Regions from separate parts of the Mus musculus genome. Here region 2 is linked to region 1. A link is a loop called in an ENCODE intact Hi-C map of the cell type or tissue named here. Cell type or tissue: heart. All regions are shown on one strand. Links, peaks and the distances in the headings refer to the core of each region. The heading gives the core; the rest is flanking DNA.

Evidence for each region. Peaks named below come from ENCODE experiments on the same cell type or tissue, not always from the same donor. Only the 100,000 strongest peaks of a DNase experiment are listed, where the experiment ranks them.
Region 2: a loop joins it to region 1, with 4 times the contacts of the local background. A loop is called at or near these places in 4 of 42 quality-filtered maps.

The regions. Positions count from the first base shown.
Region 1 is chr13:58,154,887-58,165,491 of GRCm38, forward strand. It overlaps Idnk (idnK gluconokinase homolog (E. coli)), which reads left to right and starts at 2,763. Exons shown (of 5, transcript NM_198004.3): 1 at 2,763-2,850; 2 at 4,991-5,021; 3 at 5,266-5,352; 4 at 7,952-7,995; 5 at 8,547-9,807. The coding sequence starts at 2,801. The coding sequence ends at 8,889. In heart, for the core only: CTCF peaks have their summits at 1,394, 2,700 and 3,879 (motif pointing right); DNase peaks (open chromatin) are centred at 2,755 and 3,875; H3K4me3 peaks cover 2,073 bases; H3K27ac peaks cover 1,605 bases.
Region 2 is chr13:58,211,245-58,221,849 of GRCm38, forward strand. Ubqln1 (ubiquilin 1) reads right to left here and starts at 4,409. Exons shown (of 11, transcript NM_026842.4): 1 at 4,040-4,409. The coding sequence starts at 4,192. It also overlaps the pseudogene Gm48432. In heart, for the core only: a CTCF peak has its summit at 4,446; a DNase peak (open chromatin) is centred at 4,417; H3K4me3 peaks cover 2,887 bases; H3K27ac peaks cover 1,991 bases; H3K27me3 peaks cover 318 bases.

The DNA.
Region 1 (10,605 bases), core at 807-8,806:
ACCATCCACAAATAAATCTATTCATGAGTAAGTGGATGGAATTGAAAGTCTTTATGACTTCTAAAATGAGACCAAATTGAAACTCCTTTTTTAGACTCTAATGGCTCCTCTTTTTGTTTGACTGTCAAAAGAATTCCGAGCAAAAGGCACAACAGGAGCGACAGTTGTAGGGACTCCAGCTTCAGGAACACCAGCACCCTCTTCTGGTCTTCACGTGCATCTGCACTCATGTGCACAGAGCCAACACACAATCAATGCTTAACTTTTTAATAAATAATTGTATATATAAGGAAGTAAATAATTAAAATAAAGATTTAACTTTTTAAATGAAGGGCTTCTTTGTGCATCTGGACAGTTGACAGAGGTGAGACCATCTGGCAGTCTCCTTCAGTGGTGGAGGGAAAAGAAGATGATGCTGAGGAACAAGCTTGTGGTAGAAGGCGTGAAATGATGGCTTCAAACACAGCCAGAGGCGGTGGGAGGGGAGGCAGGGGCAGGGCTAACAGGAATCTGTTGATAGCCTTGATCAGGGTGAAGACAAAGCAGTCAAGACTAGTTCACAGGAGGTTCAGTTGACCAGCCACGTGGAAAGCAATTTCATTGGCTGAAATCTGGAAGGCCGAGAGAGGAGACAGACATTATTATGGATTTTGTTTTGTTGATATTAAGTCTCTAATATAAATGAAACAAACTAAGAGTTAAGCAAGCAGTTGGGTATACAGAGATCAGGGATTATTAAGATCTGTACTCGGGCTGGAGAGATGGCCCAGCAGTTATGAGCACTGAGTTCAAATCCCACCAACCACATGGTGGCTCACAACCATCTGTAATGAAATCTGATGCCCTCTTCTGGTGTGTCTGAAGACAGCTACAGTGTACTTACATATAATAATAAATAAATCTTTGGGCCAGAGCAAGTGGGGCCGGAGCAAGCAGAGGTCCTGAGTTCAGTTCCCAGCAAACACATGAAGGCTCACAACCATCAGTACAGCTACAGTGCACTTATATACATTTTTTTTAAACAAAGATCTGTACTGGGAAGAAATTTTACATGTATGTAAGCACTTGAGATAACATCACATAGTAAGACCCTGTAATAGAGAAGCTGTCTCAAGACAAAGTCACTCCAATATTTAGAACCTGAGAAAAAGAAAAGGAAGAAGAGGAAGAAGGAGAAGAGGAAGAGGAAATAGACACATACACAGGAACTAAGAAAGAGCGGCCATTGAGGTAGAACTAGGAGAGGGAGAGCCATGTCTTAGAAGTCTCAGGGATAAAGAAAGCATGGGGTTGTAATGACTCAGCAGTTAAGAGCACTGGCTGCTCTTGAAGAGGACCCAGGGTTGAATCCTAGCACTCACATGGCAGCTCACAGCCATCTATAACTCCAGTTTCATAAGATCTAGTGCTCTCCTATGGTCCCTTCAAGTACTGCATGCATGTGGTACTCTTACATATATGCAGGCAAAACGCTCCTATACATAAAGTAAAATTCTTGTTTTAAAGAGAGAGAGTCAGGATGGTTAGAGTAAAAACAACAGCAACAAACATTAGTGGTGACTCGGAGAAACCAGAGGGCCCACACATTGCTTGGTGGGCATAAATGGCACAGCCAACTTGGAAAACATTTTGGGATTTTCTCAAATCTAGAGGTACCATCTGACCCAGAGAGTATTAAAAGTAAAAATACCTGTCCACATAAAAATTATTTTTTAAAGGGACTAGAGAGATGGTTCAAGGGTTAAGAGCACTTGCTGCTCCTGCTGAGACTAGACCAGGGTCGCTTGTAACCCTCTGTAACTCCTGGGCATCCGCACCCTCTTTTGGCTTTCTGAGGCTTGAGCAAGCACACACATGGTACAAACACATACATGCAGAAGACCCCCCCACACACACACACACACCATCCACGCTTCTCCAGTCCCTTCTGCTTCTTCACATTGTCCCAAGAGCGGCTCTGGATGGTGGTCGCTGTGGGTGAAGCCCGTGGACTAAGAGAGTTCAGAAGCTCAGATGGTGTTGCTTATTCTCAGGAGGAAATCCATGTGGATTGCAGCTCACTTCCAGCTCCCACATGCACCTGTCTTCATGGCCAACACTACCGAGAGCCGCACCGCAGTTGCCATTTCTTGTGTGTCATTGACACAAGCCTCTACGGGGAAGAGCAACCTGTCCCTGTCCTGGCTGGGAGTCCCTTCTGAGCCTGCTTTGCAGGCTCCCTCCAGGAGAGTCAGTGAGGCCTCAGTGTGCGCGTGAGCATGGATCTGTGGCCCGCTGGTTTTAGCTGTCTGCGTTCTGTCCCCTTGGGCAGATAACAGCCAATGATGTCTTCTGATATAAAATCGCTGTTTGCACAGGGGGAACCGGAGCAAGAGGAACTGGCTTCCAGAGTGGGGTGGGGTCTGCGGGCTGAGAGTGAGATAGGAAAGAGCAAAGAGGGAGGAAAAGAGAAGAGAGAGTTGAGAGAAAGAAGAAAAAGAAGAGAGGAGAGAGAAGAGAGGAAAGAGAGAGAGAGGAAAGAGAGAGGAGAGGAAAGAGAAGAGAGAGAGAGAGAGATCTCCCGGCCCACTCCGTGTCCTTTCACTGCTGTCTTTGTGAGTAAACTGTCTGTTTCTACCACTGTCCCTGCATCCCGGTGGCTTCCTTGCTTCAGGACATGATGACCTGCAAATGCCTGCAGATGTCCTCTGGCTGCAGCGCCCAGCGGTCAGCGCTGGAGATGCGGGGGCGTGTCCCGTGACGTCAGGAACTGGGAGGAACCTGCCCCGGAAGCGGGCGCTGAGGACCTGGGAGCACGGTCATGGAGGCACCCGGGGTGCTGCTGGTGATGGGTGTGAGCGGCTCCGGAAAGTAGGTCGTTGGGGGGACTGGGGGACGGGCGGATGGGAGCTGGGAGGCTGTGTGGGCCCTGAGCCCTGGGAGCCATGCCTTTGCGGCCCCTGCTGAGGACCCCTGCTGTCCTGCCCCGCTGGCAGCTGCTCCCCAGGGTCACCGCGGACCGTGGCTAGCGACCCTTCTCAGCCTTACAAACCTGGGCCTGGTGGCACCTCGCAGAACAGTGTGGGAGGGTGAGAACCCCAAACCAGGAGGCAAACGTCGCCCTGGGTCTTTGTACAAAGCTTTGCCTGGGTGCATGGTCTCCCTAGTAGGTGAGTGTCTGGATTCTTCCAAATAGATTTTGAAAAGTGAGAAACAAGCTTGATCGTGTGCCTGCTCAGGCTGGAATGTTAATATGAAAGTGCTGCTAAAACTCTGCAAAATGTGCATTTTCTTCTCAGCCCAGTGTTGGAAGGTTCAGAAGTAAGCAAGCAAGCGGTAGGCATTTGGTTTGATAGACGCCATCTAACTGCAAGGTTCTTTAAACTGAAAGTGAAACGGAACAGAGTAACTCGGTGGTGGAGTGTTTGATTGTCGTGCCGGGTGTGTGTGTGTGTGTGTGTGTGTGTGTGTGTGTTCATTCCCAGCACCACAGAGTGAACAAACAAACCCCAGAGGCGAAAACCCCGCTGTTGTACGACTCTACCCAGAAACCCTTTCACTTCTGTCCAGAACCACACAAAGCCCATAGTACGAGCTCAGATTGTCTTTGTGGTAGAGACTGGGGGATAAGCCTGAGAGCATCACCGGTGTTTGTTTTCTGATGGAGTGGCTGGACTGGGCTGATTTGGAAACAGTTCAGGGGCTGGGGAGTCGATAGAGGCGCTGAATGAGAACTCAGTTGAGTGACAGGTACTGCAGGGTGAAAAACTAAGGGGAACTCTACAGGAGAGATGGAGGAGGGTGTTGATGGCACGGGATCCATCTCTGCTCCTGTTGGTGTGTCTTGTGTCTATGGGGTTTTGGTCTGAGTACCACAAGGGTGCAGTGCACACGGTGGTCAGAAGAGGGCACCAGAGTACCTGCAATGGGAGTTCCATACAGATGGTTGCAAGCTGCCATCTGGATTCTGGGAACCAAATCCAGAGGCCCCGGAAGAGCAGCCAGTGGTCTAACTGCTGTGCTACCTTACCAGCATTGTGTGTATCTGGTAAGCTAGCAGTGCTTTGAGATTTTACGGGCCTCCGAACTTTACAGTGTGCTGGCATTTAAACTTTTTATTAAACCCCTCTCATTGGATGTATCAACCACACTTCAGGGCAGGTCCCATCCTGGGGAGTAGTTGGCCAACAAAAAAATAAACTCAGTAGTATTTAAAGGAAAAAAAAACTCTCTCTTGAATCTTTGATAAAAGCACAATTTTCTTCATTCATTCAGTGTTCTCTCTTAAAATATAAACATTTATGCAGTAGGGACTAAAACATTCTCTCATTATTTTTGGTTGGTTGGTTGGTTGGTTTGGTTTGGTTTTTCAAGACAGGGTTTCTCTGAGTAACAGAACCCTGGCTGTCCTGGACTCATATTGTAGACAAAGTTGGCCTTGAACTCAGAGATCCACTTGCCTCTGATTTCTAGTGCTGGGATTAAAGGCGTGCACCACCATACCTGGCTAGTTTTGGGTTTTTGAGTTAGCATCTCCGTGTGCTATCCAATAGTCTAGAACCAACTGTCCATTTCCCTGCCTCCACTTCTTATATCTACCACAGAGCTACAAAACATTATTGAGAAAAAAACCTTTACCTGGTGTTTGTGTGTGTGTGTGTGGAATTATTTTTTAAGACAGTGTCTACATAAGACAGCCTGTGTGGGCTAGAGATCTCCTTAGAGAGATCCTCCTGCCTTTGCCTCCAAGTGTTGGGATCTCAGGTATGTGCTACCACCCCTAGCTCAGAGTTTTAGTTAGATATGATACATTGCTTTCTGGCTAATACACCTTCACCAGTATTCCTAAGGACAGTGAAGACCGTCTCTAGACTCCATGGCTAAGGGCATGTCTGCTTTGCGACCATGAAGGAGCCTGAATCTCAGCTGTGCATCTCTCAGGCACTCTTTCAGAACAGCTGGCACTCATATGTGTTAGGCAGAAATAACAATGTCTGTATTCTCTCCACAGATCCACTGTGGGTGCGCTGCTGGCCTCCAAGGTAACTCTCCTTGCCCACTGTGTTCTTGTCCACGGCTTCCTCCCTTTCTTCTGGCCTATGTTTGTGCAGATACCTCAACATGGTCATCCAGGTTTCTTCCTGGTAGTGGTAAATCAGAGCTATCAGTGAGAGAGGGGCAGCCCCAGACCAGTGGTGTCTACACCTGCCTGCCAGGAAGCTCCTGGTGGCTGTCACAGGGGCCATCATGCTGACGCTACGTCTATCTTTCCTTTTGTTCCTAAAGCTGGGATGGAAATTCTATGATGCCGATGATTACCACTCCGAGGAGAATCGGATAAAGATGGCGAAAGGGGTACCACTGAGCGACCAGGTAACATCGGCCACGGGTGTCCAGTATTGCTGTAAGACGCCTCCACATCCGTTAGCCTAGAATCTGAACCTCCTCCGTGAATTCAGCCCCAGGAATGACCCACCTCTGCCCTCCCTGGATGCAGCCTGCCACAGCTTTTTTGCAGGACTTTTAATCTGTAGTCCTCGAGTGGGCAGAGGCTCCTTTGTGCTCGTACAGGGAAGTCAGCGCCTCCCGGGTCCTTTCACTTCCCCTCCACCACCAAGTTCTGGTGAATTCCACTCCAGGACCACAGCAATCACGCAAACTCCAATGTGGCCATGCGTCTTAGTTACTTTTCTGTTGCTATGCTGTAAAGCATGACCACGGCATCTCATAAAAAGCGTTAATTGGGCTTATGATGTCTGAGGGTTGGAATCCATGACGGTGGTACATGTTGCGGCAGCAGAGAGAGCTGAAACTTTACATATCGATCTGAGGCATGAGGCAGAGAGCAAGCTGGGAATGCTCACATCTTCTAAAAGCTCAACTCCTCCGCCCAAGGGCAAACTTCCTCCAAAAAGGTGAGGATTCTTCTTAATCCTTCCTCAAAACTTTCATCAGTCGGGGAAGCGGGTAGTCAAACGCCCGAGTCTTCGCGGGCCATTCTTACTCAAACCACCACACCATGCCACCACGTCTGAGACTCTCCCAGCGTGTTGCCGATCTCTTTTAGAAATGTCAGGTACATCTCCAATCGGAGCCACTCAGCTCCTTAGCCACGCCCACCTCCATCTTCATCAGAACCACTCAGCCTCTTGGTCTCTCCCGTGACCGTGTTCCTCCTCGTGGGATTTTTGTGTCCACTGTCCTACTGCTTGCTCTCTGTGTTTCCTCCTTCATGACTGACTGGCCCATGTTCATCGTAAAGTCTCAGATCCTAGGCCACTCCTTGGGGGAGCCTACTCAGAGGTGGTACTTCCTGTTGAGTTGAAAGTTTTATAATCCACCAAAAATAAGGCTTGCGTGAGAAGTGAATTTGAGCTGTTTAGATGCTGTAGTGGTTTGAATACGCTTGGCCCAGTGAGTGGTACTATTAGGAGGTGTGGCCCTGTTGAACTGGATGTGGCCTTTCAGGCATGGGCTTTAAGACCCTCATCCTAGTGCCCTGGAAGCCAGTCTTTTCCTATTTGCCTTCGGAACTAGATGTAGAACTCTAGGCTCCTCCATGGTGCCTGCCTGGGCACTGCTGTGCTCACTCGCCTTAATGATACTGAACTGAACCTGTAAGCCAGCCCCAATTAAATGTTGTCCTTAGAAGAGTTGCTTTGGTCATGGTGTCTGTTCTCAGCGAGGAAAACCCTAGCCAAGATAGATGCAAAAGAAAGGAGAGGGGTGCGGGGTTGTGGGGTGGCAACACTCCTACAGAATCCCGGGAAAGGAAGTAGAACTTTCTTGGCTGACATGGGGACTTCAAGCTCGAGTCCCCTTCTGCTACACAGCGGCAGGAGCTGCTTTAGGGAATACACCCGAGAGGCTGGAGAGGTGGCTCCGTGCTTAAGAGCTCTGGCTGCATTTGCAGAGGCCTGGGGTCCTGTTCCCAGCACCCACGGGGCACTCACAGCTGCTAGGACTCCAGTTGCAGGGGCTTCCCCAGCCCTTTTCTGGCCCCACTGAGAACCAGAAGCTCTCAGTGTGAGTAGACGCCACGCAGGCAAAACACTCCCGTAAAATAAAACAAAACTTAAAAAGAAAAAAGATATATCCAGGAAGTTAAAAGGTTTAGAATAATAGCATCATCTTTCTAATGTCCTTTCATGCTTGAATGTGTAGGAAACCTTGGCTAACCAGAGTCATTTTGGGAGGCAAACTCAAATGGTGTGTTAAGACATTAGTTCAAGGGCTGGAGAGATGGCTCAGCGGTTAAGAGCACTGATTGCTCTTGCAGAGGTCCTGAGTTCAATTCCCAGCAACCACATGGTGGCTCACAGCCATCTGTAATGAGATCTGATGCCCTCTTCTGGTGTGTCTGAAGACAGTGACAGTGTACTCACATAAACAAATCAGGTTTTTTTTTGGGGGGAGGGGTGGTTTTGAGACAGGGTTTCTCTGTATAGCCCTGGCTGTCCTGGAACTCACTCTGTAAACCAGGCTGGCCTCAAACTCAGAAATCCGCCTGCCTCTGCCTCCCGAGTGCTGGGATTAAAGGCGTGGGCCACCACTGCCTGGCTATAAACAAATCTTTTAAAAGACATTAATCCAAGGCTGGGGTAGAACTCAACTGCAGATCAAGTGCATAGCTGTAGGTTCTGATGAGACGCATTGAAAGAATCTATCAGCCATAGTCAAGTCAGAGGTGTGTGCATGGAAGACAGGGAGGACGTCTGCACCAGTGGGGAATTGGAGGGGGTATGAAGTATTGTAACTTAAGGGAATTTATAGTTTTATGAAATGAGCCATCGAAACCAGAACCAAGGAAATGTTTCTGTGGTGGTAGGCCTGTGGCTTGGCCCCCCAGCCTGTCCATGCCCAGTTCTCATAGCCACTGAGATCTCTTTGAAGCTGACTGTTGGGACTATGGTACGGCCGTTTCCGCACAGGCAGTACTGGGGAAGCTACTTTGAGTCTGTTCTAATTTCAGGACAGGATTCCATGGCTTTGCACCTTGCACGACATTTTACTAAGGTATGACGTCATACCCGCCCGTGGTATAATCCAGTAAATTTAAAAATCACTTCGGAAACCACAACTAGATGCATCCAACGGGGTGGGGACAAACACTTAGTGCTTGCATATACCAGGTACCCAGCCAACCTCCGTCCTCGGGACAGCTCTGGATGGGCCCATTTTACGGGTGAGGAACTGATGTCCGGGAATAGAACACTTGAGCCTAAGACTGCTCAGTTCACAGACAAAAGACCCTCAATTTAAGATTGCTTAGCCCACTGCTTAACTCCATTTTCAAGTAGCACTTGACATTGGCAGAGACTGCCCCATCACCTACGATTGAAACCTTTGTTTTTTTTTTTTTTTTTTTTTGTTTTGTTTTGTTTTGTTTTTTGAGACAGGGTTTCTCTGTGTAGCCCTGGCTGTCCTGGAACTCACTTTGTAGACCAGGCTGGCCTCGAACTCAGAAATCCACCTGCCTCTGCCTCCTTTGCATTGTTTCATTCTTCAGCCCTCATCCTTTTTTTGGGGTGGGGTGGGGTATGTGTTTTCTTATATTTTGAAAACAGAGATGTGGCTTTGGGACAGCCTGTTGTTCTAGCCTGTTCAGCTCTGAAGAAAACGTACAGAGACATCTTGATCCGAGGAGGAAGTGATGCGCCCCTGAAAAGTGATGACTCAGCAAAGGAACCGCTGGCTGGTGGGAAGCTCCTGGTGGTCTACCTCTGCGGCTCGTTTGACATCATTTATGGACGCTTGCTCCAAAGAAAAGGACATTTTATGCCGCCCGAGTTACTGCAGTCCCAGTTTAGTATTCTGGAGCCCCCATCAGCTCCCGAAAACTTCATCCAAGTCAGCGTGGACAAAAGTCTCCCGGAGATCACCGCTGCCGTTATGGAAGCCCTCAAGTGAAGAACTCGTTCATAGCAGAGTACACTCTGCTCCCAAGCTCCTCGCCCGTGGTGTCTTCTGAATTCTTTATTTTTAGAGGCAGTGTTTCTCTGTTGACCAGGGTGGTCTGGAATGCAGAGATCTGCCTGCCTCTGCCACCCCGAGGGCAGGGATTAAAGGCGTACACCACCACCATCGGGCTGTACTGTAAATTCTTAATTGGGGAAAAACCGCAGTGCTTGGAGGCAGAAGCCGTTGTTTGACTGTGTTAGGAGTTTGTGGCATGGTTGGCAGTGTGCAGCTGTGAGAGGACAGGGGGAGGGTGTTAAAAGTTAAAAATGCACTTGAGAGATGGCTCAGTGGTTAAGAACACTGACTGCTCTTCCAGAGGTCCTGAGTTCAAATCCCAGCAGCCACGTGGTGTCTCACAACCATCTGTAAAGGGATCGGATGATCTCTTTTGGTGTGTCTGAGAGCTACAGTTTACTCGTGATGTGATAAATCTTTTTTTTTTTTTTTTAAAGTTAAAGACTGAAGTTTAAATTGACATACAATGAAACCTGATGGCCAGAGGAAATCCTGTAATCAGTGCTAGAAATTACTACCTTGCGAAAGAACAATAGCTTGTGCCTGTATCTGTACAAAAGAATGAAATTTGCTATCTCGGAAACTGGTTTCAGCAATAGAAACCCCAACAGAACCAAGCCGCCCACTGCATGCCACACGCCCAGTACAGTGGCAACTACTTTTAAATATTTCACGTTAGCATAGAAAATCATAGGCTCCATCTTCTGTCATTTGCTATCTATAATCTCATTTATTGTCATTGTTATTAGTGGGTTGTTGTTACAGGTGGCCTCCAACTCAGACAGTTGCCTCTTTCTGCCTCTCCAGGGCTGGATTGAAGGCTTGCCCCACCATAAACGACTTCGTTTTCATACATCTGTCTTTATACTTTATTCTAATTCATTGCCCTGTCTCACTGCCCTTCCCCCACTCTGTGTCTCCTGCTTCTTTCTGGCAGGTTCCCGTCCTTTCCCTAGATGGCCATCTTCCTGCACTCATGGCTATCACCCTTTCTTTAGACCTTTTCTCACACACACACACCACCTAATATGTATATATAAGTTTAGGACCTGCTTGGGGGAGAATGGGGTCTTTTCGCAACTACCCAAAATTTCATTGTGTGTCCACACGTTTTTGTTTTTTTTGTTTTTTTGTTTTTTTTCGAGACAGGGTTTCTCTGTAGCCCTGGCTGTCCTGGAACTCACTTTGTAGACCAGGCTGGCCTCAAACTCAGAAATCCGCCTGCCTCTGCCTCCCGAGTGCTGGGATTTAAGGCATGCGCCACCACGCCCGGCTGTGTCCACACGTTTGAGGGACATCTCATCCTGCCTCCATTTCCTGATAGGGTTACAGGCGGCTGCCTTTTTGGTTGAGCAGTGTGACGGATCATCTTGTCAACCTGGTGGGACTTAGTTAGAATCACCGTGGGGAAAGACTTTGAGGGGTTTTCTCCTTTTTAAAATCACCTTTGTGTTGGTTTTTTGAGATACTAGCTCAAATCTCCCCAATCTCCGAGAATTCGTTATATAGACCAGGCTGGCCTCAAACTCACAGAGTAGTAAGACTAAAGGTGTGTGTTACCACACCCGGCGAGGGATTTTTTTTTTTTCTAATGAGTTTTTTTTTTTAAGATTATTTATTTTATGTATGTGAGTACACTGTTGCTGTCTT
Region 2 (10,605 bases), core at 1,025-9,024, 57 kb after region 1:
TACAAGCCTAGGAATGTTTTTCTTAAAATGACATAATTTATGGCTTAAAAAAAGTCAACTGTATGGTCTCTTTAAGTTTTAAAGGAAAATTAAGCAATATCTTTAATTAGAATCACTAAATCAGGGGCTGGAGAGATGGCTCAGAGGGTAAGAGCACTGACTGCTCTTCCAAAGGTCATGAGTTCAAATCCCAGCAACCACATGGTGGCTCACAACCATCCTTAATAAGATCTGATGCCTTCTTCTGGTGTGTCTGAAGACAGCTACAGTGTACTTAGATATAATAATAAAATAAATCTTAAAAAAAAAAAAAGAATCACTAAATCAGTTCCTTGGCAAATTTGTTAGAGGATGCAAAACACTAATCTCGGGGACGTGTTTGATCCTTAGTATAGCCTGTATCACTGCTTCAAGCCAGCCTTCTGGGTAAGATGCTATCCAGAAAAATACAACAGAAGCCACAGAAACTATTCCAACAGTCAAGTAGACATACTGGAAAAGGAACTCCAGACCAGTCTGCTCTACAGAGGGACACCCTTTCCCAAAATTAAATAAATAGAAATTACCAACTTAATTTACAAATTACCAGGGAGGCTGAAGATAATTTCACCTAGTTAATAACACACTCACATAAATAGCATTGATAAATAGCCTACATTACTCAGACACATTGAGATTTTAAATGGAAAATGGAGGATTCAACCTGTAGAGATGGCTCAGTGGGTAAAGCACTTGCCAAACAAATGTAAGGAGGACAGAATTTCAAAGCCCCAGACCATGTATTGCCCAGCCTATAATCAAAGTGCTCACAAGTGGGCTACCAACAAAAAATCCCAGGAGAGGGAGTACAGCTGCCCATGACTACTGAAGCAGCAAGGAGACCTGATCACAGAACAGGGTGGAAGGCAGGGGTTGGCACCTGAGATGTCCCCACTCCTTCCTGAGGCTCTGGGGTCTGCTCACTCACTTGCTCGCTCACTCACTGTCTCTGTCTCTCTCTCTCACACACAGACTCTTAAAAAGAGAGGATTTCTCGCCATGATGAACTCATTCCTTTGTGTGCCAACTTAAGTAACATTTTAAAATGTGATTTACCTAACAGCATAAGCCTTCAATATTATCTTTTTCCTCCTTTCCCCCTCCCAGATTAAGAATTTTCAGAATCAAACATTTGACAACATCAGCCTACCATTAAAGAGGATGTGGGGTGCACTGAGGATTCAACCCAGGGTCTCCTGAACCACATGCTCCATCGCTGACTTCAGCCCCAATCACAATTGCTATTAACCATTTGCAAGGATGTCTTACAGCCTTCAAATATTACTCAGCGACAAACTTTATAGCAAATTCCAAACCTAGTAAGTTCTATAAGGAAAATCTAACTTAAGAATGGCAGACCTTTTCTTGTGCTAAGAATAGAGCTTTACAAATGAGTACCTGAGGTCTGCTTTATCCAACTCTGGCACGTGTTTCTGAGTGCACTCCCCAGACTCAGCCAGCATTTGATGTGCTTTCAGTTGGTGGTGCAGGCTATGCTTTCAACTTTTATCACATTTTCTGCACCCACAGAAAACAACAGATAAAATTTTAAACATTAACCAACATTAGAATAAGTTACCTTAGGAAAGCCTTACTTTTATCCATTAAAGTCATTTTTAGTTACAGCATAGTAAAACATAATAAGCTTCCACAGAATTCATAATTCTAGTGTCACTATTACAAAAACAAAGAACCCACAAACCTATAGATGCCCACCTAAATAATTTTTCTATTTATAAAGCATTATTTCTAATGTCCAAAAATAAAATGTGGAAGCTGCCAGGAAGATGGAAAACTAAACTGGGACTCTCAGGAAGACTCAAGAGCTTCCTAATTTAATATGTCCACACATTCACTAAATAGTTACAATTAAAAAAACCAAAAACGGCCGGGCGTGGTGGCACACGCCTTTAATCTCAGCACTCGGGAGGTAGAGGCAGGCGGATTTCTAAGTTCGAGGCCAACCTGGTCTACAAAGTGAGTTCCAGGACAGCCAGGGCTATACAGAGAAACCCTGTCTCAAAAAAATGAAAACAACAAAAACAAGAAACCCTGCTCATACCAAATATTAACAAGGAGACAGAGGGACAGGAGCACACACCCATATGATGTTGACTGAACTGCAAAATAGTACACTTTTCAGGTTTCTTATAAAACTAAACAGAACTGGCAGGCCATGGTGGTGAATACCTTCAATACCAGCACTTGGGAGGCAGATGAGTTTGAAACCAGCCTGGTCTACACACTGAGAGTTCCAGGACAGCCGGAGTTACAGAGTGGAAACCTGTCTTTTAAACAAAACCAAAAACAAACAAACAAAAAACCCCAAAGATCTAAAGTGTAACCAGAGCTCTTCTAATACAGATAAAAAGCATATGGTCTCTAAAGGATTTATATGAGGCTGCTGTTCTCAAGAACTACAACCAGCTGAAAAAACCCTGGCAGATTATGGCACATTCATGGAAAGGCACTGAGCAGTTAAGTACTGAGCTGAGGACTTGGTTCAGTGGTAGACTGGAGGCTGTGCCTAGTATGCAGATCTCTGTGGTGGGAGGGGTACAGACCTTCTCAAGGATGAATCTCAAAAAAATATGCTGAGTGAGAGAAAGAAGAAAAAAAGCCTTATCCAAAAGACCACATTAGAGAGGACTCTGTTTATGCAAACTCAAACTCTGTTGGGAAAATAAAAATCTTCAGAGGTGACAAAAGCTCGACTGAAGAGAAAACGGAAGACGAAAAGTGTGCCGTCAACTGTAACAGACTTCAGCTGTCACGTGCTTGGCTGACACAGGTGTAGACGGGTCTGCAAAAACCAGCAAAGGCAACCATGTCCCATCATCGCACCTCAAACATAAGTGGAATACCATTTTTCAAAAAAAGTTGTTCTCAAGCCACTAACACCCATGCTGCTTGCCGACCTTATAAGGGTAATACTGATATTTACAACTTTAAAGTGTATTTTTAGAAATAAGAGATGCATGATGCAGAAAAGGCTGGAAAATGTCAATTGTGGGTGACATACAGACCTGCTGGGAATATAAAGAAGGTAAAATTTTTTATAGCAGCGTTAACAAACAATGGTAATGATCCAATCAACAAGAGTTTCTCTCAATGGTGCCACACACCCTCCTGCTTCAGAAAAACCCGACCTCACCTTTGGAACTAGATAAACCTTGAGAGAACTTAAAAGTACATTCCAGTGGTTGATACTTTGCTTCCTCGCATAAGACTGTTTACAATGTTTGATACTGTCAACAATTCAAGTGCCCTAGACTGTGTTGAAACATACATGATTGGTTCTCCCAAGGCTCTTAATTAACTGCAAGGCTTGTTTGCCTGAATAGACTTTAAAGCAATTACTTGATAAGAATTCCCCTTATCACCTACTGTGCTTTCTTGCAGGTTCCTTGCAACCAACTGCTAAGACCCAGCTAGGTGTCTGTCTCGTCTCCCTAAAGATCAAACAATAACCTATCCGATGACTGGCAGCTAAGCGATGACGGAAGTATTGTAACAGAAACAGCAAGTCGCCAATGAATCAAAGTCATTTACTTTTCTCCTTTCAGGCGTGAGCTATCACAATGCGACTGAAAACAAGTTCCACGTCATAATTTTTATATAGGAGGCTCGAAGATGGGAAGGAGTTCAGCATTCAAAACCGAGAACCAACCCTCCACGTGCTTCTCACTCCTAAATCTCCCCAATTAGCAGGCAGGTGAAACAATGACCCCCCACCCAGCCTGGCCAAAGGACGAGCGCCGCCCGCGCCCAGCCGCCCCGCAGCGCCCGGCCCTTTGTGAGAAGTGGGGGCCCGGGGCCCGGAGCTCGGCGGCCGCGGCGCAGCCCAGCCCAGGCCGCGCGGCTCGCCCGGCCCGGCCCCGCACAGCTCACGCAGCGGAACCCAGCGGGGTCCGACCGGAGCTGCCCGGGGCCGCCGCCCGGCCAGGCCGCCCTTCCCGCCCCGTCAGCGACGCGGCGGCTGCCCGGCCGGCGCCCTCACCTGCTGGACCGAGCTGTTCTCGGGCACGGCAAACTCCTCCTTCTCTTTAGGCGTCTTCACCGTGACCTTCATGATCTTGGGCTCTGCGGGGCCGCCGTCGGCCGCACTGTCCTGCGCGCCCGGTGGGCCGCCGCTCTCTGCGCTCTCGGCCATGGCGGTGACTCAGGCGAGCGCGACACTGCGGGCTGCGGCCGGGTCCGCGAGGCGTGACAGGCTGCGGGGCCGCCGAGGGTGCGTGGACGCGGGCTGCGGGTGCAGGCCCCGGGTGGGCGATCGGCTGCCGTGTGGACGCGGGGACTCTCCGCGTCGCCGCCGCTTCCTCCTCCCGCACCTCCCCCACGCTCGTCGCCGGCGCCGCGCAGGGCACTCTGGGTAACGCGCTGGTAGCCGCGCCGACTCCTGGCGGCCGGCCGCGCGAGGCACGCCGGGTAGCGCGTTGGCCAAGGAGCCGACTCATGCATGGCAGCGCTCGATCCTTTTCTAGCCGGCGGACGAAGCGCGGGCTCCTCAAGGTCGATGGAGTGCTGGGCATGGCGGGAGAACTTAACCCACTTCGCGTCTCCCGTTCTTCGTTGAAAGAAATGCAAACGGGGTTTCTGCCAGGCACCGTGATGGTGCGCTAAGATGACGTCACGGCCAGCGAAATTGCTAGAAACGTCTGGCCCATTGCTCACGGTCCCGGTATCCTCCCCACCTGGTCCCCGTGGGCGTCTGCTTATGAAATAGCGGCGAGCTACTTTATTTTAATAAGCGTAGTGTTGGTGCCCGGGTGGAAGGAGTTGCGATTGCCTTGTCTTGTGCTCGGGGCTTGAAAGCTAAACCCATGGAGAAAGGTCTTTAAAGGACCGCGAAACAGACGCCAGTGAGCAACCAATGCATCCACAGGTGCTCACTGTTTCAGTGAGGCCTGAGCTTCCCTCCCTGGAGTCAAACCGGTTTGGTCAGATAGGGCAACCCATATTGTCTGTCTTCCAAGCTGCGTGGGGGCAGAAACAGAATGCCTAGGACTGTCCGCCCAGCGGGTAGGAGTTAGCCTAGATGATGTGTGCCTTTTGTATTCTGTCCAATTAAGTTACTGTACACCTCGGGCTTGAGGTGGCATCAGAGATAATGGCTGAAAAAGTATTTTCGGCATAATGTAGGCACACATAAGTTATTTCACATATGGATCCCACGTCATTTATTCGTAAAGATAACGTGTAATACAGTCCAGCACTTTATATTAACCAGCATTGCACAAATGTGAACTCTTGACAGTGTACCGTGACCCAAATATGCAAAGGCATTCCATAGTTCTGCTCTTGGGCCATCGAACCCTGTTCTATGATTAACTGTGGTTGCATAAACACTTCTTAGCAGAGCTCTTTGAAATCTGGGTCAGAGTTTCAAAGTATAAAATGGCAATACGGCGTCACTTGATATCACTTACATTTCTGCCAGCATTGTTCAATCACAGGAAGAAGTTATAAGCGTTATGTCTAGGTGTGAGAAAATTGTTACTTGGGGTAGAAAGTTCCCCCCATTAGGCAAGCAAGGATTTTGGAATTTTCATATATATATATCTTTCCAACTTTATTAGTTCCCCTGTTGTATGGTTTCCCTCCATGCTGTATTCTCCCTAAGCACTAACCCAGGCTGCCTTCCATGATGAACCACCCCACACACACACCTTCCCCCTCTAACTTTCTGTTTTCACATCACATTCCCCTGAAAGTCTTCACTCCATTGTCCTTTAGAATCCCAATCTGTTCTGCTCTGATAAATAAATTAGTTGTAGATAACATCTACTGGTGTGTTTATAGAATACCCTTGTAATTGTCTATATTTTATTTCTGAAAATCTCTAATGTTTATGGCATGCTGTGAATAAGAATTCTTCCAGCCACTCAAGCAACTGCCATCTTGGTAGTTCAGCTGCACTTTCTTGGAAAAGGCTCCTTCCAGCTGGCCTTACAGACTACCACACCCCTTGCTGGAGGTAGGGAAGGTCACAAGACCCTCACCAGGGTATTCAGCCTTTCTCAACCACCTGTTGTTTACAATGCTTCCTTAATTGCAAGTAGCCGCAAAGAAGGTCTAGAGTAAATAGGTCAAAGTAGACTGGGGTTTGGAGAGAGAGAGAGGAGAGAGAGAAGAGAGATAGATTGATTCCATCTATGTGGCTGAGGCCCTCATCCTTGCTGCATAAAGACTTTCCTGGAGCACCCATGTCCCTTATGCTCTGTAAGGAAGTCCAATAAACTTGGGCTCTTCTAGTGAACTTTGGTGGAATCATGCTTTGGTTTGTTGTTGAGACTTTAGGAGAAGGAGTAGCCATTGCTTATGTTGTCCCCTGGGAAGGAATTTTAGCAACAAGGCATGGTTTATGAAGTTACTTTCCTCATTCATTGATCTAATCAGTTTTCTGGCAAGAAGCAACTTAAGGGAGGAAGGGTCATTTGAGCTCAGGATTTGAGGAAATAAAATAGTGTGGGAAACTTGGCATGGGAGCAGCCTGCTGCTGTGTTCGCAGGACTGTGAACCAAGACTTGGAAAGAGGAAATGCCTACACTCAAGTTCCTCCTCTTTGCTTTTTATTCAACCCAGGACCCAAGACCACTAGGATAGTACTGCCTAGACTCATGCTCGGTATTCCTCCCATCACTTCTCTCTAGAGAAACCTCTCAGGGAGGTATGGCCAACAATGAGCCTTAGGTGTATTTAGTCAGGTTGGCAATCACAATCAACCATCACAGGAAGATAAGATGTCATTAATTAACCTCCATGATATTAACCTCCATGACTGTCAGAATCAAATTATAAAGGACCCTTGGCAATGTGGATGGGGATTTTCTAGATAAAGGATCTCTAACTTTCTCCAAAGATAGGGGTCCAGTGGGCCCTGTCCAAAATATTCAGCAGGAATTGATTTGCTGATCTTTGGTTTAGATGTCTATTTGAATCTTTGGTGGCGGGGATGGGGTGGGGTTATTAAATGGTTGTTCTGGAAGCAATTATAAGGACATATTTCAGTTGTTCTACATTTAGTTGAATCCAAATCCCAAATACTGAATCAAAGATTGATGGATAGCATTTGCCAATTTCCTTGCAAATGTCCATTTTAAACTACCAACCGGAGGTCACCTGGGTCATAAAACACCTGAGATTTGACCATTCAGCTCTCAAAAGCTAGTCTGAGCCAGCTCCAACTAGATAGTGGCTCCCAACTTCAGTCTGTGCACTTGGGAGGTAGAGATAGGCAGATCTGTGATTTCAAGGGCAGTCTGGTGTACAGAACAAGTTTGAGTTCTAAGACAGCTTGGGGGGGGGGGGTTATTCAGAGAAACCTGTGTGCATGGAGTGGAGTGGGAGGGTGCAGGTAGCATTCCTTGACAGAATGAGTTAATCAAGAATTTATTGAGCTCTTCCTGTAAGCGGCCAGAGGTCACCTGCCAAGATGGTTCACTACTCTCTTGACCCAGAAAACCCCACAAAATCATGCAAATCAAGAGGGTCAAACCTTCTTGTTCACTTTAAGAACACCCGGGAAACTGCCCAGGCCATCAAGGGTATGCATATCCGAAAAGCCACCAAGTATCTGAAGGATGTCACTTTAAAGAAGCAATGTGTGCCATTCCGGCGGTATAATGATGGAGTCGGTAGGTGCGCCCAGGCCAAACAGTGGGGCTGGACACAGGGTCAGTGGCCAAAAAAAGAGTGCTGAATTTTTGCTGCACATGCTTAAAAATGCAGAGAGAGTAACGCTGAACTTAAAGGTTTAGACGTAGATTCTCTAGTCATTGAACGCATCCAGGTGAACAAAGCAACCTAAGATGCGCCGACGAACCTACAGAGCTCATGGCCGGATTAACCCATACTTGAGCTCCCCTGCCACACTGAGATGATCCTCACTGAGAAGGAACAGATCGTTCCAAAGCCAGAAGAGGAGGCTGCACAGAAGGAAAAGATATCCCAGAAGAAACTGAAGAAACAAAAACTCATGGCCCAGGAATAAATTCAGCATAAAATAAATGCAGATAAAGTTTTTAAAAAAAGAATTTATTGAGCACCATTTAGCAAGTTTATTCTAAGCCCATGTATAAGAATTAATATCCAGCACTTGGGAGGCAGAGGCAAGCGGATTTTTGAGTTCGAGGCCAACCTGGTCTACAGAGTGAGTTCCAAGACAGGCAGGGCTACACAGAGAAACCCTGTCTTGGAAAAAAAGTAACAAATACAATGTCATACGCATGTCAAATAGATGATAAAAGTCACATGGACATGTTGCTCCTTGTCCTGGATAGTTTTATGTCAATTTGACTGACTAGAGTTACCAGAGAAGAGGGAGGCTCTATTGAGAAAATGCCTCTGTAAGATTGGGCTGTGGGCATTTTCTTAATTAGTAATTGATGAGGGAGAGCCCAGCCCATTGTGGGTGGTGCCATCCCTAGGCTGGTATTCCCAGATTCTATAAGAATGCAGGTTGAGCAAGCCATGAAGAGCAAACCAGGAGGAAACAGCACTCTTCCATAGCCTTTGCATCAGTTCCTGTTTCCAGGGTCCTGCCCTGTTTGAATCCCTGTCCTGGCATCCTTAGATGATGAACAGTGATGTATAAGTATAAGCAAAATAAACCATATGCTTCCCCAAGTTGCTTATGGTCGTGGTGTTTCATCACAGCAATAGAACCCTAACTAGGGCACCCCCCCCCCCACTCTACAATCTGTATAAAATAAAGCCCAAGAGCTTCAGTAGAGGCAGGAGGATTAGAAGTTCCAGGCCATCCTCATCTACAGAGTTTGAGGCCTACCTCAAAACAAACAAAAACAAAACAAAACAAAAAAACCCACATTTTATTGAAAGTTTAGTTCCGAGTCTGTGTAATACTCCAGATAAACCTTAGAGTGTTTTCCTAGTCTGTAGTGTTGCCAAAATTCCATGATAAACTTACATTTAATTTTAGTAGTATTTCACACTCTTGCTTTTTATCTAACTGGGATTTACTTGGGTTTTGGGAACAGGCCTGAAAATATCCCCAGTATATCTTTCTGTGGCATTTTCTCCAAGCACAGTGCTGCTGATTATGGGAACACAACCTCCCATCTCACTGAAGTCGAAAGACTGGTTCTCCTGGAATCGAGGAACACAATGTAACTGCCCTGGGAGGTAGGCTCTGGCTCTGGTCCAATTGGTTTTCAAAATTGCAAGCCTAATAACTTTTTTCCCCCAGATGATAGATTTATTCCAAACAATTGGATTTAAAATGTTTCCTGAGCTTCTCTATGTAAAGACTCTACTGCTGTATATTATGGAAACCATAAACCGATGAACTGTATGGGAATGGTAGATGCTCTGCAGTCATACAATTTCAAACTGTTTTATGAGGCAGATCTAGGATAATAAAGCTGCGGAGGTCTTCAGGACTGATAGCAGGTCTGTAAGGAAAAGGACTGATAGATAGCAGGTCTGTAAGGAAAAGGACTGATAGATAGCAGGTCTGTAAGGAAAGGCTTTCTATCTCTGGCACACTTGGGGGAGAATCCATTCTCTGTCTTTTCTGGTTTCTAGAGGATCCTCACATTCTGTGACTGTGGTTTCATCTTTTAACCTCTAGTTCACTGTCACCTTTGGCTCCCTATTTGCCTTCTTTCTTTTTAAGGAGGTCTGGCCCACCAAGATCAGCAGGTCGCCTTTGCATGCAACAGTGTAGCCAAGGACTTTGTAGACTAGACACCTACAGGTGCTGTGAAACAGTTTCTTCTGAGATTGAAATATTCAATCCTACAGTAAACGCTTTAATTAGGAAGGTAAACAATTCCCAGAACTTCTAGATACCCCTGAAACTTTCCAAATTCCTTAGGTCCCCCTCCCTGCCAGAATAATCAATAGGAACAAAGTTGCAAAGAAGATTCTCAGACAAGTCAAGTTTCAAAGAAGACTGATAACCGGACAGCTGCCGGAAAGACCTTTAGACCAACTGAAGTTCCGGGGAAGGATACTTTTTTTTTTTTTTTTTTTTTTCAGAGCTGAGGACAGAACCCAGGGCCTTGTGCTTGCTAGACAAGTGCTCTACCACTGAGCTAAATCCCCAACCCCGAAAGGACACTCTTTAACCTGCTGACTTGTCTGCAGTCTGTAAGGTGTGCCCCAGGTTCCCAGCTTCGTGAGATGTCACCCTACTAGGGTGAGCTTTGGTAATACAGCTGTCTTAGAATCATTTCTGCTCCTGTAAGTAACCCCTCACCCACATTCCTGCAAGTAACCCCAATAAAACTCATTGGTTCACCAAAATGTACTTTAGTGGAATCCCTATTTGCTCTGCCATAGGATCACTATCTGGGATGGGTAGATAGTGTGTGTGTGTGTGTGTGTGTGTGTGTGTGTGTGTGTGTGTGTGTGTGTGTGTGCGCGCGGGGTTTTTGTTTTGTTTTGTTTTTTTGGTTATTTTGTTTTGTTTTGTTTTTGAGACAGGGTTTCTCTGTATAGCCCTGGCTGTCCTGGAACTCACTCTGTAGTCCAGGCTGGCCTCGAACTCAGAAATCTGCCTGCCTCTGCCTTCCAAGTGCTGGGATTAAAGGCGTGTGCCAC